Regions from separate parts of the Homo sapiens genome. Here region 1 is linked to region 2. A link is a contact called in ENCODE Hi-C or POLR2A ChIA-PET data. All regions are on one chromosome and are shown on one strand. Each heading gives the region's core, a stretch centred on a gene start or an enhancer-like site at or near the end of the contact. The rest is flanking DNA. Distances are from core to core; before and after follow the strand shown.

Evidence for each region. A loop is a pair of places that touch in the nucleus more often than their neighbours do. ChIA-PET counts read pairs that join two places held with the same protein, here RNA polymerase II (POLR2A). Pooled maps may share reads with other maps.
Region 1: a loop to region 2 is called in a map of right cardiac atrium, with 3 times the contacts of the local background. The contact joins two enhancer-like sites. A Hi-C loop is called at or near these places in 1 of 168 maps with a recorded cell type or tissue (right cardiac atrium) and 4 of 50 pooled maps. POLR2A ChIA-PET finds 5 or more read pairs at or near these places in 1 of 52 experiments (activated CD4-positive, alpha-beta T cell).

Annotation. Positions count from the first base shown.
Region 1 is chr2:239,951,782-239,957,456 of GRCh38, reverse strand. It overlaps NDUFA10 (NADH:ubiquinone oxidoreductase subunit A10), which reads left to right. Exons shown (of 10, transcript NM_004544.4): 10 at 1-85. Among named protein-coding and RNA genes, the nearest start is that of MIR4786, 12 kb to the right of the region's middle. RefSeq lists enhancers at 41-961, 962-1,882. Within about 2 kb of position 3,670, at least 12 of the 41 ENCODE cell types and tissues checked have a DNase peak (open chromatin) inside an H3K27ac peak, as active enhancers do.
Region 2 is chr2:239,221,097-239,226,719 of GRCh38, reverse strand. The region is part of intron 3 of HDAC4 (histone deacetylase 4); the gene reads left to right. Among named protein-coding and RNA genes, the nearest start is that of HDAC4-AS2, 30 kb to the right of the region's middle. RefSeq lists an enhancer at 708-1,602. Within about 2 kb of position 2,744, at least 22 of the 41 ENCODE cell types and tissues checked have a DNase peak (open chromatin) inside an H3K27ac peak, as active enhancers do.

The DNA.
Region 1 (5,675 bases), core at 2,421-4,920, 730 kb before region 2:
GTTAGATCCAATTGCTGGTTACATTTTGGGAAGCTCTCATTTTAGTGCTATGTAGTTTCATTGAATAAACATGTTTTTAATGAGACTATACCTGGTGATTATATTAAAAATCCCAGCTTTTAATTTGTAAAAAGCTGTTTCCTCTGGCATGTTACGCGTGGTCATGTGGGTTTTCTTACAGTGAACGTTGATGGGGCCTCCTGCATCCCGGGCAGCATCTCAGCGCTGGACACGTGGCAGTGAGAGCAGAAATGCTAGCAGTGGCTGAGGGGCGAGGCCCAGGTGGAAGCCCCTGATGCAGGGTTGTGCATGTGCAGAATCTGAAAGCTGTGAGACTTGGCGAGCCCGCAGTGGAGGGGGGTGTCTGAGCCGCAAGGAGGGTCTGGCCTGAGCTGCAGGGCACCCCCCAGAGCCCACTGTAGGTGTTGGAGGGCTGAGGAGAGTGCAGAGGGCCTGGGAGGCGAGGGAAGGAGTGAGGCGGCCAGGCTGGGTCAGGTGCTCCACACGCGTCAGGGAGAGGAGGACCTGCAGTGACTGTCGACATGACTTTGGCAAGCTCTGTGTCCGCAGAGCTGGAGCTGAGCTGGCTGGGGCAGGAGTCACAGTGTGGGAATTAAGGAAAAAACAAGCAGGTAGGGTAGAGAGCCGGACTACCATCAAAGCATGAGTTTTCTGCTGCCCGGCTCCGCCGTGACGCCACTCCTCCCACCAGAACGAGCGCGTTTGTCTCCACACTCTCCCCTGCTTGTCATTGAGCTTTGTTCGGTTTAGGAAGCACGAACAGAAAGGTGGCTGTGACAGGCAGTGGGCTGGAAAGTGCATTTCCACTGGTCTGCCCTCTCCTGGGACAAGGTGAGCTTGGTGCTTAGCACTGGGCCGTCCCGACTCCAGGAGCAACGCCAGTCCTCCAAGCACGGGAGGCTTTTCCTCCTCTCAGTATTGCAGCAGGCAGCGCACAGCCCTTCTGTCCAAATCTGGGAACCTGAAAGACCTTCGGAATCTTGCTGTTTTAGACGTTGTAAGAGGAGCGGGTAGGACCCCACGTGCTCAGGCCCCACGCTTTGGATCTACCCCCTCTGCAGCCAGAGGGACAAGCAGCTGCTGTGCTGGTCATGGCCTCATCCCGTGTGTGACGATGGCCACTCACGTCTTCTCATTCAACAGAAGTTATCACCGTGCGTCAGACTTTTATTTGGATTTTGTGCGTCTTGCATGTATGGTGGGGATGACCGGCCCCACCTCCAAGTGTAGGCGCTGGAGCCCCTGGGGACGCAGCGCTGCTTGTTCCTGACAGATGGGTTGCACCCGTGGGAGGGGTCCAGATGTGCTAGCTCTTGGGAGTCAGTGATGGGTGTACCGGGAATGGCCTGGCGTGCATTTCCATTCAGAAACTCCCAGTCCCTGCCTGGAACCTGGCTCCTTTTGCTGTTTTTTTCCCCCTTTCCTGTCCCTTTCCTGGGTGGCTGGTCCCTGCTGTCGCCCCTGCCTCCCTGGCTGCAGAGCTTTCCTCTGGAGGACTCGACACAGAGCCTGCGCCGTCTCTGACTCCGGGCTCTGCTGCCCTGCCCCACTTTGGTCTCTCAGGTTGGAGTTGAGGTTGCATCTGCTGAGAGCCGTGCCCACAGGTGAGGTAGTATCAGGGTCCTGAGCCAGAGTCCACTGTCCCCTGGCCGTGGGTTTGGAGCTGCCAGCCATCCTTCCCTGAGAACCCAGCCTATGACTCGGCTCCCCTTGGGCCTGCCCTATCTTTCCTTCCTGCCCTGGTCTGTCCTGCGGCCCCCTCAGTCCTCATGGCCAAGTCAGCCAACAGCAACCCACACACAGAGGCCACTTCTGGATGGGTGTCTGGCAAGGTGTGGGTCTGAATTCAGCCTTTTGCCTCGCGTGCCAACCCCCGTGTCCTGGGCTCTCCAAGAGCCACCTTAGGAAGATGGGGAGTGGGTCTGGACCACTGAGCAACTGGTCATTCTGCATCAGCTCCTGAAAGTCCCTTGTGGACCAGCTCCCTGATGAGGACAAGCTCTTAGCTCAGAACAACACAGAATCCAGCGCTGACCATAGGACGGCTGTCTAATGGTCCTTCTCTAGAAACCTCTCTGTGCCATTCTGAAAGTGGAAAATGCCGGCATTGGTCATGCGACCTTGCATAGCTGTCTATTTTCATGGTCTCTCCACCCACTCTGGCCCCTTCATGTTTTGTGGAGAGAATAGCAGACCTCGCCCCCCGCCCCAGTGTTAAGAGGTGACTTAGACACCCTCACCTTGAAGTTTTCACATATTTTCTATCCATAGTATTTGTATACTTCACACGAAGACTTATTAGTGGATAAATATAATAAACTCCTTCCTATTGAAATAAAATTTGAGAAGAACATGGTATGTGCCAGCCAAAGCCCAAATTCAAATGAACCCTTCTGTGAAGGGGAAGAATCAGTCTTGTTGAGAGAAAGTAATTTAGATGCAGAAGGAATCCCAGCTGCCTAGAAATCCCCGTTGCCAACAGCAGGCGAAAGGAACCACCCATGGGAGGGAATGTCGCAGGGCAGCGGCAGGTCGGGCGGCAGTGCAGCAGCCGTGAGAACGCAGGACTCACACTTCCGGGCTGTGTCGCCAACATTGGCAACCAGTCGTCACCTGCCAACCCACTTGGGGGAGCATGGATGGTATTGGTCGGGCTCTATCCAGCTGTTTGTTAGCAGTGAGTACAAAAAAATAAAAAAATGCTATTTTTTAGCTGGTCAGAAATGACTTGAAAGACCTCAGACTGTTGAGTTAACTTAAAACAGCCCCTCCTTTGCATCTAACAAAGTAATAAAATTGTGTGTGTTCATCCAATGGGTAAATATGCAGCCTCTGCTGTTTCAAGGAAAGTGAAAGGCTCAGCAGTATGTGTTATCTTGCCCTCCTTAAGGCATGCTTTTCCTCTGAATGTCCTTGGCTCAGAAAGCTGGTTGTCAGGGAGCTTCACTGGGGTCTCTGAGGGGACTTCTCCAGAGGAGCTGGTGAAGGAGCGCGTGAGGACACAGGAGAGCAGCATCTCTGGCTGGCACTCTGCCCAGCCGGGCAGGTTGAGCCCACTTTCACAACCCTGAGGCGGTCACAGCCCGACCGTCAGGGGGAACCCACTCTCACGGTCCTGGGGTGGTCACTCAGCTGGCCTGGCAGGTGGCACCCAGTCTCACAGCCCTGAGGCAGTCACAGCCTGACCGTCAGGGGGAACCCACTCTCACAGTCCTGGGGTGGTCACTCAGCTGGCCTGGCAGGTGGCACCCAGTCTCACAGCCCTGAGGCAGTCACAGCCTGACCGTCGGGGGAACCCACTCTCACAGTCCTGGGGTGGTCACTCAGCTGGCCTGGCAGGTGGCACCCAGTCTCACAGCCCTGAGGCAGTCACAGCCTGACCGTCAGGGGGAACCCACTCTCACAGTCCTGGGGTGGTCACTCAGCGGTCCCGGCAGGGGGAACCCACTTTCACAGCCCCGAGGCGGTCGGTCACTCAGCCTAGCCCAGCCCAGCAGGTGGAACCCACTCCCCACTGTCACAGCCCTGAGGCGGCGGGGGCGTCCTCCACCTCGCTCTTCCTGGAGAGACGCCAGTGTGTGGGTTTGGAAGCGGAGTCTATTTTAAGTTTGCAGTTCCTGAAGGAGCCTGTGTTGGCTGTGCTGTCTCCACATGGTCACAGCCTTGAAGCCTCCAGCCTTTTAAGGACAAGCCTCTGCCTGGCTGCCTGTGGTTGGGGCAAGCCGCTACTTACGTTCGCGGTGCCTGTTGCGTTTTCCCACCTAAGAGGGCACAGGAGGTGGTGGAAGGGGAGTGGAACTAAGGTGGGGGACTTGAGAGCAAACTGTGAGTGTCCAGAGCTGTAGGAGGTTCGGAGAAGACACCGAGTGCTCCTCCTGCAGGGTGAGAAACCCTCCTGTTTCTGATTGCCTCATGCACCACCATGCTCAGGTCACCCGGCAGGCACCCCTCCCTGGGGCTGAGCCCAGATCAACGCGGAGCAGTTTCCTAGGGCTGCGGTAAGCAGCTGCCTTGCACTTTGCGGCTAAAGCAGCACAGATCTATTATCCTAAGTTCTGGAGGCCAGGAGGCCTCCAATCAAGGTGTCAGCAGGGCTGGTCCCTCCTGCAGGCTCCTGGCCTTCCCAGCTTTCCTGGTTTCCTGGCCTTCCCAGCTTCTAGAGGCTGCCTGCGTATATGGTCTTGTGACCCCTCCTCTAGTCACCTCTCCTCTCTGCTGGCCCCTGCTGCCTCCCTTGTGCAAGAACCCCTGTGATGACATTGGGCCACTCAGTCCAGGAAACCCCCCATCAAGATCTTCAACCCCATTTGCTCAGCCCCTTTGCCACCCGAGGTCCCATGTCCCAGGAGCTGGGGATCAGGATGCGGCTGTCCTTGGGGCCCTGTTCTGTGCACCACAGTCCCCACCTTGGGCCGACAAGAAGGCCCTGTGGAGACTGGCAGCCACAGGCCCTGCTCTGGGTGGCCCTTCAGCTTCTTCTTACCTCCCACGTGGCTGGAGAGGAGGGTCTCACCCACCACAGAGATGGGCCTTCTGCCTCAGAGAAGGCGTGGAGCAGCGGGGCTGGCGTCGGCAGCTGTGCCTTGCGTTTTCTGGCAGCTGTGAGCAGCCCTGCCTTGCCAGCTTGGTCAGCAGAGCCTCGCGTCTGCCGTGGGCTGGCTGCACCCCTCCGGGGCCCTGGCCCAGGCCCAGGCCCATCCCTGTCCCCATGTGGTGCACACCGTGGGGAGAGGTGGACATAGGCTGTCCCATGTGTGGTGACAGGTGGTCTCCATAGCCATGTCTGGCACAGGGTTGCCCATCCAGGGGAGGGAGGCCTCTGGGAGGAAGAGAGGGGAGGCTGCTTTGTCCATCGTGGAAGTTCAAAAAACCCAGAAAAACCCCTACAGGGGTACCTGGAAGCTGTTGGTGCTCAGAAGCTCTTCCCACCTACAGATCTTGTGATGGGGCCTGCAGGTGAGTGCCCACCGGCTGCCAAGGAAAGCCTCAAGCCGCACAGTTGGGGCCCTGCCGGCCAGTGGGGGTGGGTTTGCTGCGGGCTGCACAGTGCTGGCCTCCTGAACTCTTCACCTTCCACAGACAACAGCATCCTCATCTCTGCCCAGGAGGTCTGCTCCTTTCTCCTGGGCCCCCCTCCCCACTCTGCCTTCAGAGCCCTTTGTGCTTTGGCCCCCACCCTGCCAGCCCCCTCCCTGCGCCCCCCTCCTCACCACCCAGTCCTTCATGCAGCCTTTCCTCTCCCTGGGCTTGCAGGTCTGCCCCACCAAGCCCCCATTCCAGGACGCAGCCAGGCTGTCTGCCCTCTGCGAGCAGGTGTGGCACATGTGTTGCTGGTTCATCCCGTGGGCTCACAGGCGGCTCCTGTGCAGACCTCTAGTGGGTGTGGGACTTCAGGCAGCAGCCTTTGGCCCCTGCCGGCCCACACCCCAGGACCCATGCCACAGCACCTACCGAGGGAAAGAGACCAAAGGGCATGCACCATCTCAGGTCTCGAGAGGGACAGAGCCAGGCAGGAGCCTGGGCAGGCGTCAGCAGGGCCCTCGTGTTCCTGGGTCCCACTGTCCTTCCCGCTGCCCAGGGCATGGCCAGGCCGGAGGCCTCGGTGTGCCGTTGGGACCAGGCCTGGGAACCCCTCTGGCTTGTTTCCCCTTTTT
Region 2 (5,623 bases), core at 1,495-3,994:
CCATCCTGGGTGGACATTAGATTGTTTGGGTTATCTACATTTATCACCCCCCCCATTACATGTTACATTGTTGTTGTTGCTGTCGACCCAAAGATTTCTGAAGAGCTTACTGTCTGCCCTTAGCAAGGAACATGGGTGGTAAGAAAGCAGACGGTTATTGGTTGGGGCGTCGTGGAGAATTGGGGGTGCTGTCTGAGAAATATCCTCTGGGTGCTTCTAAAACCGTCCACACATCCACAGCAAATCTGGATGGGGTGGAGCTGGTGACTGGTTGTTTCTCTACTTTAGAGGGAGAGAGAAAGCTATGTGGCAGTCCCAGCAGTGCCCCTCAACCGTGTTGATACAGAATACAGAGAAATCTCACTGAGTATCTCTCAGGGAGGATTCCACAGTTCTAAGTGATGATTGGTTGGAAGAAAGGATTTTTTTTTTCCACTGAGAATTTGGTTTGGTTTGTGTATTCGGAGTGTCACTGGTGGCCAAAAGTATTATCCAGGAATGAATTTTTGCATCATGACATCATTTCTGGTTAAAGGGCTTTTTATCTTTTTTCTTTTATTACCAGCTTTGTGTGCTTTAAGGCTGTGGACTGTAAAATGTATCCAGAGGGCCTGCGGAGCCCCTCAGTGGCATCTGGAAGCCTGTGCCGCCAGGACGAGGGAGATGGCTCTTTGCCGACCCTTGTCTGTGTTAGGGTGTCGCGGTGCAGCTGAAAGGGAGTTCCTTCTCAGCAGCCACATTTGACCCTAATGTCATGTTTTCGCCGTACCAACACCATGTCCCCTACCAGAGGAACCTGCCCATCTTTTAAGGAAGGTTTCCATTTCTGGACCTCACAGCAAGATGCACACACTGTCACACGTGATGCAGAACCAAACTCAGGCCCTCTGTGTTTCCAATGAGGGGCTCCGAGGGGCCATCAGAGCCAGGTGTCTGACCAGGTGAGGGAGGACTGGAGGTGTCCCTTGGGTAGCAGTACGTGGCCACGGGCGAGGGGAAGAAATTGAAGGCGGTTTAGTCAGGCGCCTGAGGAAGGGGCTGGCACTTCTTTCAGTTCTACAGCACCCAGCCCTGCGTGGGCCTTCCTGGGCGGGCCTGCCCTCCCCTGCCGACCTGCCTTCCCCGCCTTCCTGGCTTCCCTCTCCTGCTCTTGAGCCCAGCCAGGCTCCACCCCTCCATCCAGGTGTTTCTCATCCCCCCCTGGGGTGGGGGCACCCTGCAGGTGGTGGGAGTCCAGCTATGCTTTACTCTCCCGCAGACCGACTTCTGCCTTCGTGGATCTGCTCTTGTGGGTGTGTTCTCTGTTTTATTAATTCCTGTTTTAATAGCTGTTCTCCTTTCTCTGCATTTATTCGGATATGCTTGTTCTTTTAGGTTGAACATTTCACTTGTTAATTTTTAGCCCTTCTTCCTTTCGGATGGAGGCATTCAGGGTTCTGTGCTGTGCTTCCCTTGGGGTTCAAATGGGGCTGCTTTGGATAAGTTCTAATTTGTATTATTTAATTTGTAAAGCATATTACATTAACACTTCATAAAGTCTTGGTGTTTCTCAAGAGAGTTATTTTGAAATTTGCTTTTTGGTTCCTTTTTTATTTGAAAAAATGAAATATTTAGAAGTGTTTTTTGTTTCCCGAAAGTCTGAATTTTCCAAGTCATCTTTTTTGTTATTCATTTCTAATTTACTCCATTATGGTTAGAAATTACCCAGCTGTTGAATTTTACTGAGACTTGCTTTGTGGTCAATTTTTATGAATCTTTAATATATGTGTGAGAAGATTTTGAATTCTCTAGTAATTGGGTGCTGGATTCTAAATATGCTCATTAATTCCAGCTTATTGATTGTAAATTACCTACAATATTAGAACATGTGAGAGGCGAGAATCGCTGTGGAGGAGAGTGAGCAGTCAAGGACTGGGGATTCAGGAGGGTGGATTTCTGCGTTCAACTCATTCATTCATTCACTCATTCATATTGATTGGGCCTTCTAATGCCATCCCCTGCCCTTGGCATATGGAATACATGTATTTATGATTGACACAGAGACCCCTATTTCATGGTACTCATGTTACCCTGGGAGGAAGAGAGGAAACTAGTAAAGGCAATGAGTAAACAGTAGAGCAGGGAAGGCAGAGCAGGGCTCGGGAGTGGAGGGGCTGCGATTTTACACCCGCTGGTGAGGGCAGGCCTCCTTAGAAGGTGAGCAGACATTTGCAGGCCGAAGACCTGGTCAGGAGAAGAGGGAGTGGGCGGTGCGGGAGACATAAAAGGCCGGGTTAATCAATTAGGCATGGCTTTGAGTGACATGGAGGCTCCTGGAGGTTCTGAGCAGAGAAGCGACACCACGTGACGTATGCCACAGAGAATGCAGTGGCCACGTGGGACAGGCATCGGAGGAGCAGGGAGACCCACCAGGGTCTGGGAGCAACCCAGGCAGTGGATGGGGCTCAGTCCGGGTAGGTGGAGTGGGAATGTAGAAAATGGTACAAATTCTAGAGATATCTGACGTAGATGGGATTTCCTTAGCCTGCAGATGGGCTGTGCAGGAAACAGAAGAGTCGAGGGTGACCTCAGGATTTTTGGCTTTAAGCACTGCTGATGGAGTTGCATGAATTCATGGGGAATGTGGGTGGAGCAGACCCTGCGCTGGGATGAGGATTAGTATGGATCTGTGCAGTGCTTTCAAAGGCACCCAGTTTGGAACACTGAGTGGTAGGCGTTGGCGAGCCTGCGCTGAACGTGGGAGGGGCCTGCGCTGGGCATTCATAGCAGAAAGATACATGGACATGAACTCTCCCGGGCAGTGGATCTCCTCCGTGCAAGGTCCACAAAGTAGACTTTGTTTCTTTTCCCTTTTTTTTTTTTTTAAACAATGTTTGCTTAGTGCTGGCATGCATCTTCTACCAAATCCTACTTTGTAAAGTGTTCCTGCTGGCAAGAGAGTTACTGGCTCCGGGATCTTTGCTGGGCAGAGAGTGTGAGCGCACAGCCTCCACAGCCAGCAGCAAGGTCCTGCTCAAAGTGGGACTCGTGGTTGCTCCTAATTACAGCAATGATGAGGACACTGATGGCCACAGGTCCCCTTACCAAGGCCACCCATCTGTCACTCAGCTACGTACCGTGTGTTCATTGGCATTTAATGCCCCTGGGGACATCACACAGTAGTTACTGGTTCAGGAACTGAGGCTGGGAGGCGTAAGTCACTTTTTATCAAGCTGCCCAGGTGATTTTTCTGGACAGAAGTCTGAACCAGCCCCCTGCCTTCTGCATTTCCACCTGCCTGCTGGATTATTCCACCCCCAGTGACCCGCAGCGCCCTTGAAAGATGCTGCAGCCCACGCCGGTCTCCAGAAAGCCCCGGCGGAATGTACGTTGCTGCCTGGAAGAGGCCGGCTCGCCCCAGAGAGAGGGGCTACCTCCTTCAGGCCTCGTCCTTGGTGCCCTCTCTTCTTCTCCAATGGTTTCTATTTTTAAATATTTCAACTGTTACTGTTAAGTAATAGTGGTTCCTACTTCGGCCCAGCTGTTAGGTGAAACACATAACCAAACGTTTGGAGGTTGCTAAGAAGGAAATTCTGAAATGCGTTCTTATGTAAACTTGATCTTACGTAACTGAGAAGGCAAGAGCAACTGCAGTGGGATTTGTAGGCTTCCTAGACCACTGAAACTATTTTTAATTTTCAGACAATATATTTTTATCCATTGGGTTTAGGGTATTTGGATAGCTTTCAGGAGTAACGTGTAACTTGTGCTGGTGTGAGCAGGCTGGAGAGATGGGCTGCAGTGGTTTCAGGGAGGTGGTGGTGTTCCAGGAGGTGTGGCCAGTTTTGAATCCAGGTGACAATGCTTACTGGCTGCATCTCCCGTCTGTGATACCCAGGTCCCCGCTGGGACCTGCTTCAGGGGGCTGTGAGGACGAAAGGAGATCACAAAGCAAAAATACTTTAAATTCGTGCTCAGTCCTGAAACATTAGTTTTTTGTTATTGTTTCTATTCAATTGCTTTTGCATTGGAATTGTAGAGTCTTAGAAAGATTTTCCAGGAATGCTTTGTCCATAACGTGATTGTAGCAGCATCTCAGACGGATGGTTCTGTCTGTTATTTCTGGGGGTCATGCTTGTCTTTCATGGCTGCGCTTCTGTATGAGAACTTAAAGCACATTTCACCATTTTTTTTTTTTTTTTTTTTGGTATGGGGTAAGGCCTGGTTCTATTTATAGTTTCCAGGAAGTACATTTGTGCACTTCTTGAAAGCCAACTTACCAACTGCATGCCAGGTTTTTATTTTCAGCTCTTGCTCAATTTGAGCTTGCAAATATTTCCAAAAGATGTTTTTTTCTTCCTGGGGATATAGAACAAATTAGAAACATTAAAAGGATTTTCTAAAGAGCTTTAAGGATAGTTCTGAAATAGGGAGCAGGGAAAAAATCTAACACTTGCGTTTTCATTAAATTGTGGAACAGAAGCACACAGATGGTCTTGCTCCCTCCAGATACAGCCCTGGCTGGTACGGCCAGCACCCAGGGACTCTGCACACGGAATTCCACGAGAATAACATCACGGGCTGCCGTAAAAGCCAGGGAAGCGAAGGGAGGCGTTTCTGATCTGTTTCTGGCCTTGCGCTGGCACAGGGTGTCATCCCTTGGGTGGGAAGGGTCTTTGGAGCCCCTTATGGCAGCAAGTTTACAGCCGCATTTGGATTTAATGCTGGCAAGGAAGGACTTTATTTTCTGTTCGAATCAAATTTGGAATACGTTTTTGAGTAAAGCTTGCTGCGTTGTTGATACAGCTTATTACTCAGAAGAAAAAAAGCCTTTTAAGTGACCTGTTAAGGAAAGTTTTATTTCCTCAAAGTTCGTGATAGCTTCAATAGTTTCGGCTTGTCATTTAATAGGACCTTTTGAAAGAAATATTCACCAGAAAAGAATCACTTCAAGTTGTGTGTGCATTATAAAAATGGCTCTCGTCCACGATGACTGGCTGAAAAATGAGATTTTTGAGTTTGTCATACATTTAGGGGACCCTTAAGAATGTGGACAGATGTGGAAGTAGCTGTTCTTCAGTTGAAGGCTGTGTGTGTGTGTGTGTGTGTGTGTGTGTGTGTGTGTGTGTGTCCCACTCTCAGCGCACTTTGAGGCGCAACTCGAGGTGACACAGTTGAGTCCAGGCCTTGCGGTGAGTGCTGAGGACACAGAGATGGGCATGGGCCGTCCTTCCCAGCTGGCCACTCTTAACCCCTGGGGAGGGGCACAGGGTCTCCGAAGCTCCTGCCACACTCCTGTCTTTTTTGTTTTGCTTTGCAATTCAGTAGTCCCTGTGGGGTAACCAGATGCTCTTAGCTTTGTTGGTTGGAGCTGTGATTTTTTTTTCCAGAGGGTTTCCCAGAATGCTCCCATCTCCTCCCCTGATGTGGTGTCAGGTGGCACCATGGTGTCCCCCGCTCCTGTGCACAGACCTTGGCTTTCCTCAGCGGTTTATGTCAGAGAACGGGCCGATGTCCGCTCCATCCCCTTCGCTTCTCTTTTATTCTTCTAAATGGTATTCGCAAGAACACTAATACCATCTGACAGGGTTCTCCTTCATGTAGAGGAATCATTTAAGGCGCCTGTAAACGGGGAAGGTAAAGA